Linked DNA regions of Homo sapiens: region 2 is linked to region 1. Evidence: read pairs that join two places in POLR2A ChIA-PET (ENCODE). Cell type or tissue: HCT116. All regions are shown on one strand. Region 1 holds the start of LOC124904835 (small nucleolar RNA U13). Region 2 has its middle 81 kb from the start of NDUFS5.

Region 1 (2,500 bases):
TCAGTAGGAATCCGAATTTACTTCCTTCCCTCTGTCTCGGGAAGCCGGATCCGGCCCTGTGTCCCTTACCTCCAACCCTCGGCCTCTGCATGGTTTTGCTGCATCTGGCCACCTCCTTTCCTGGTCCCGGGAAAGGGCAAGGAAGCTTGTAGAGTTAGGCTGTAGGGGCGATGGAACACACCAGCCAATACATCTCTGAGTCTGGACATGAGGTGAATAAGTGAAGACCTACAACCTTTTCACACCACACCTTCATTCCTGAGAGTTTCTTTTGATTCGCTTCTCAGCTGGGGTGGACCTTCAAGTAATGCTTGTATTCTTTGCAAGAAAGATAAGCGAGTGGTATGGTTTCTGACTCCCTTCCTAATCGAGCCTATAGGGTCGGCCTGTCACCCTGCATCCCTGCTTTCTGTGATCCCGCTTCTGTCTTTGGCAGTGGTGTTGCCAAGAAGTCTGAGGCTAGGGTTATTTTCATTCTTTTCTACTTAACTTGGACATATGACATGTACACGTATGCACACGGATGTTAGAATAATTCTTTAACCTGCTTAACCTACTGTTGATAATAATTTTTTTTTTTTTTGAGACAGAGTCTTGCTCTGTCACCAGGCTGGAGTGCAGTGGCGCGATCTTGATTCACTGCAACCTCTGCCTCCCGAGTTCAAGTGATTCTCCTGCCTTAGCCTCCCGAGTAGCTGGGACTACAGGTGCATGCCACCACGCCCAGCTAATTTTTGTATTTTTTAGTAGAGACGGGGTTTCACCATGTTGGCCAGGATGGTCTCCAACTCTCAACCTCATGATCTGCTGGCCTCAGGCTTCCAAAGTGCTGGGATTACAGACGTGAGCCACTGCGCGCCTAGCCAGACTTTCTTTTTTTTTTTTTTGAAATGGAGTTTTGCTCGTCACCCAGGCTGGAGTGTGGTGGTGTGATCACAGTTCATGGCAACCTCTGCCTCCTGGGTTCAAGTGATTCTCCTGCCTCAGCCTCCCGAGTAGCTGGGATTACAGGTGCGCACCACCACACCCAGCTAAGTTTTGTATTTTTAGTAGAGATGGGGTCTCACCATATTGGCCAGGCTGGTGTCAAACTCCTGACCTCAAGTCATCTACCCGCCTTGGCCTCCCAAAGTGCTGGGATTACAGGCATGAGCCACCTCATGCCAGGCTGAAAATAATCATTTAACCAATATGGATTTCTTTTTTTTTTTTCTTTTTCTTTTTCTTTCTTTCTTTCTTTTTTTTTTTTTTTTGAGAGGAGTCTCGCTCTGTTGCCCAGGCTGGAGTGCAGTGGCGATCTTGGCTCACTACAAGCTCCGCGTCTGGGGTTCACGCCATTCTCCTGCCTCAGCCTCCTGAGTAACTGGGACTACAGGGGCATGCAGCCACACCCGGCTAATTTTTTGTATTTTTAGTAGAGACAGGGTTTCACCATGTTAGCCAGGATGGTCTCGATCTCCTGAGCTCGTGATCTGTCCTCCTTGGCCTCCCAAAGTGCTGGGATTACAGGCGTGAGCCACTGCGCCCGGCTACCAATATGGATTTCTTTTGATTGAGTAAACCTTTTGATTTGCACAACTTTTTTTTTTCCCGGGAAAAGTTTTCTTCAGGCCGGGAACAGTGGCTCATGCCCTTAGTCTGAGCACTTTGGGAGCCTGAGGCCAGGAGCAATATAGTGAGACCCTGTCTCTACAAAAAATTTTAAAAATTAGCCAGGCATGGTGATGTGTGCCTGTAGTACCAGGTGCTCAGGAGGGTGAAGGAGGAGGATCAGTTGAGCCCAGGAGTTTGAGGCTGCAGCGAGTGATAATTGTGCCACTGCACTCCAGCCTGGGTGACAGAGCCAGACTATGTCTCTTAAAAAAAAAAAAAAAGTTTTATTCAGCCACTGCTTTGACTAGAACTTCTGATAGCTCAAATATATCTCTTAAAAATATCTCTAAGCCTTAGGTTTTACATTCATTTTCTGATTCTCAAATCTTGTCACTTCCCTTATCCTTTTGAGCTCTTAATCCATTTCCACTGCCTTTTGGAGATTTTCCAGCTTGTCTGGGTTTCTGGAACAGTACTGTTTTTTATTGTCTCTATTGTGATTTAACATTTGCTATTGCATTTACATCTTTAAAAATTCTTTTTTTCCATCTTTCTTTCATGTCAGATGGGTATTTTGCCAACGTGAAAAGGTTCGGGGGTGACACATCTCACATACGAGTGTGAATCCCCAATCATCACACTTGCAAACTACAAAAGGATCACATTTTTAAAAATTCAGTATAGAAGAAGAAAAAACCCATAATCTTATTACATAGATAAAAACAACTATTAATATCTTAGAGTATATACGTCCAGAAAATTTTTCCTGTCTATCTTGATCTCTGTATTCATATTTGTAACTATCTACCTATAAAATCCCTTTTGTTTTAATACAGTCATGCACCATATAAAGACATTTTGGTCAACAATGGATGGCATATATGATGGTGATCCTGTAAGATTATAA
Region 2 (2,500 bases), 1.4 Mb before region 1:
GATATACCCTGGTTCTCTTGGCTGCTGCCCACTCTGAACTGTTAGAATCCAGTGTTATTATCTAATGCCTCCTGTTTACTGGCCAGCTATCTGAAAGAACCTTTGGGACATTTAGGAAATAAGGGAGAGCATTTATTTCCATGCTGAATCATCTAATCCTGCCAAGACCATGCTCACTGCCACCACACAGAAAAAAAAAAAAAAATGGTTGCCAAGCACAGTTCTGGAAAACCCATACTTGACTACCATTCCTAATACAGCTGCACTACACACAGCTCTGCTTCCCTCACACTCCAAATACATTACTGCCCTTCTCCCATTGGCCCTAGGGGCAGTTTAGGCAGCTGAAAATTTTAGCTCTCCTTCTGCATATAAAAATCCTGCTTCAGCCTGTATAATGAGGTGACTACAAATTAATAGCAGCAGAGAGAGATCCAAGTAATGTGGTGACCAGCCAATAAGGGTCTAGAACACCCCACCATCATCAATATCTATTTTCCCATCTCTTTCCAAAACCAATACGTGGCATGATCCTCACAAACTCCTTCCCCTGGTCACTCTATAGATTCCAGCTCACTCCTCTGCTTAGACAAACTGTTCTCCTATTAAGGTAGTACGGGGATTTCTAAGTCTGGAAAATGCAGGAATTCCATAAGCAAAGTAACAAAGGCCCGGATGCTAAGCCACTCTGACCTCCCAGTGAGAACGGTGCAGTGGGGGGAAGAGAGATTGTTCTGCACCGATCAGAAGAGCAGACTGCACGACCACCGTATACAACTCGAGGTAATTTACTTTGGGCAACCATTTTTAACTCATTCCTCCCCTCAAGAAAGAGACCTGTGTCTGGGAAGGATTAAGTTCCTATACACCTGATCAAGGCCCTTCAGAGGAAAGCCAAACTGAGTGAGACAGCTAAAAAAAAAAAACTGAACAAAAGAGGTCTCTCCTGGAACAAGCCCTACTGCCCCCTTCTTTCCCAGCCTCATTTGCTAGGAGTCCAACTTCCTTTCCGCTGGAGGTCACCAGTACTACCATCCAGTGAGGTGCTGAGATTTCTTCACCTATTTTGGGTCTTAATTCTGCTGGTTTGAAGCTGTCACAGCCCGGGACGGTCCTAATGTATCTCCTCTCTCTGAAGAGAGCAGTGTTACTCAAAAGCCTGCAAAGGAAACTTAATGCAACCATTCACTGAGCAGCATTTTTTCAATGAAGTTCAGCAGCACAATCTAACCTCTTTGTGCTCTGAAATGAACCACATTTCTTAAAAAGAAAGACCACAGGGGGTTGACAGAAAACTTGCTGCAGGCAGGAAAAGCTGGACAGTTTACAGGAGCTGATGCAGAGGGAACAAGCAAAAACCCTAGTAGGTCTTTTTTCGCATTTCATCTCTACTTTTTTCCTGCTGCATTCCCAAGCAGAGTTCCAATGCCACAAGAAAAAAAAAGTGGGGGGGAGGGGGGAGAGGGGGGGCGTTTTACAGCTTCTTCATTAGTTTCCCTTCACTGGATAGGTGCTGTAAACAAGTACGCTGGACTCAGTCATAGGGGCTGAAGTTTCCTCTCCTTCAGATAAAAAGAAACTAAGGGCCTAGTCACAAGGGCCCGAGCTGAATAAAATGGGGAAAAGTGCTGCCTGTGTCGTTTCTGGGAAAATCTCCCCGTCTGTGGAAAGCATAACTGCCAGCCAAAGCAAACTCCCAGAACCGGATGTTAAAGATCAAGGCAAGGGCCTCCCAAGGCCACGCATCCCTGGCTTCCATTCAGGGGCACCTACAGCAGTTAGGGAAATGCAGTCCACAGGCCCTCTTGTCTGTCAAAACTTTCTCCCCATACACCCAAGGCGCAGATTAGGCATTAACTTGCAGAAGTGTCTCGCAAGAGAGCCTTCAGGGCTGAAATCCGAGCTCCAAGGCAAATCTTTATGTGGGAGGAAAAAAACAGACCCCTACCTCCAGCAGGCCCAGACCCCCGGGGAGATGGAGGGGGTAAGGTCTCGCCACCAAAAACTGCACACTCACCCACACCGCTGCCCACCCCACCCCGAAGACACCAAGGTGCTTTCCAACCTCGGCTTCCACGCGACTCATCCGAGACTCAAAGAGACAAAAGGGGGCGAGGGAGGGACTCTCCGCGGGCACACAGAGGTCCGAGCCCCTCTGGGAGGAAGCTCGCACCCAGAGCAGAGCGGGTGGTTTCTCCCGCGCCCAACTCCTCCTCCTCCTCCTCCCCAGCAACTCCCCACGGCGGCCGGTCTCCAGGCCAGCGCCTTGTCTCGCCTTCTTCCAGCTGGGGCCGGATAATAGGGCAAATCATGTAACTGGCGCTCTGAGCGCGCCGACTGCCCCGGGGGCGGTTTCCGAAGGCTTATCTCAACTCTGTAAATAAACTGGCCCCGAGAAGCAGCAGCTCAGGGCCAAGCCCCGCGCGGTGGGTGCGACCCCGCCCGGCCGCCCCACCTGCAGCCGCCGAGCCGACCGGCTCCGAAGGCCACGCTGCGCCGG

Evidence for each region. ChIA-PET counts read pairs that join two places held together with the same protein. Peaks named below come from ENCODE experiments on the same cell type or tissue, not always from the same donor. Only the 100,000 strongest peaks of a DNase experiment are listed, where the experiment ranks them.
Region 2: POLR2A ChIA-PET joins it to region 1 with 6 read pairs; 1 of 35 experiments calls an interaction of 5 or more read pairs at or near these places.

What each region holds. Positions count from the first base shown.
Region 1 is chr1:37,749,955-37,752,454 of GRCh38, reverse strand. All of the region lies in intron 5 of EPHA10 (EPH receptor A10), which reads left to right. It overlaps LOC124904835 (small nucleolar RNA U13), which reads right to left and starts at 2,253; the gene lies at 2,153-2,253. In HCT116, no CTCF peak of the experiment used is centred here; no DNase peak of the experiment used is centred here; H3K4me3 peaks cover 462 bases.
Region 2 is chr1:39,105,755-39,108,254 of GRCh38, reverse strand. It overlaps a transcript of MACF1 not described here. Among named protein-coding and RNA genes, the nearest start is that of NDUFS5, 81 kb to the right of the region's middle. RefSeq lists an enhancer at 2,071-2,130 and a silencer at 2,391-2,500. In HCT116, no CTCF peak of the experiment used is centred here; no DNase peak of the experiment used is centred here; H3K4me3 peaks cover 1,181 bases; H3K27ac peaks cover 890 bases.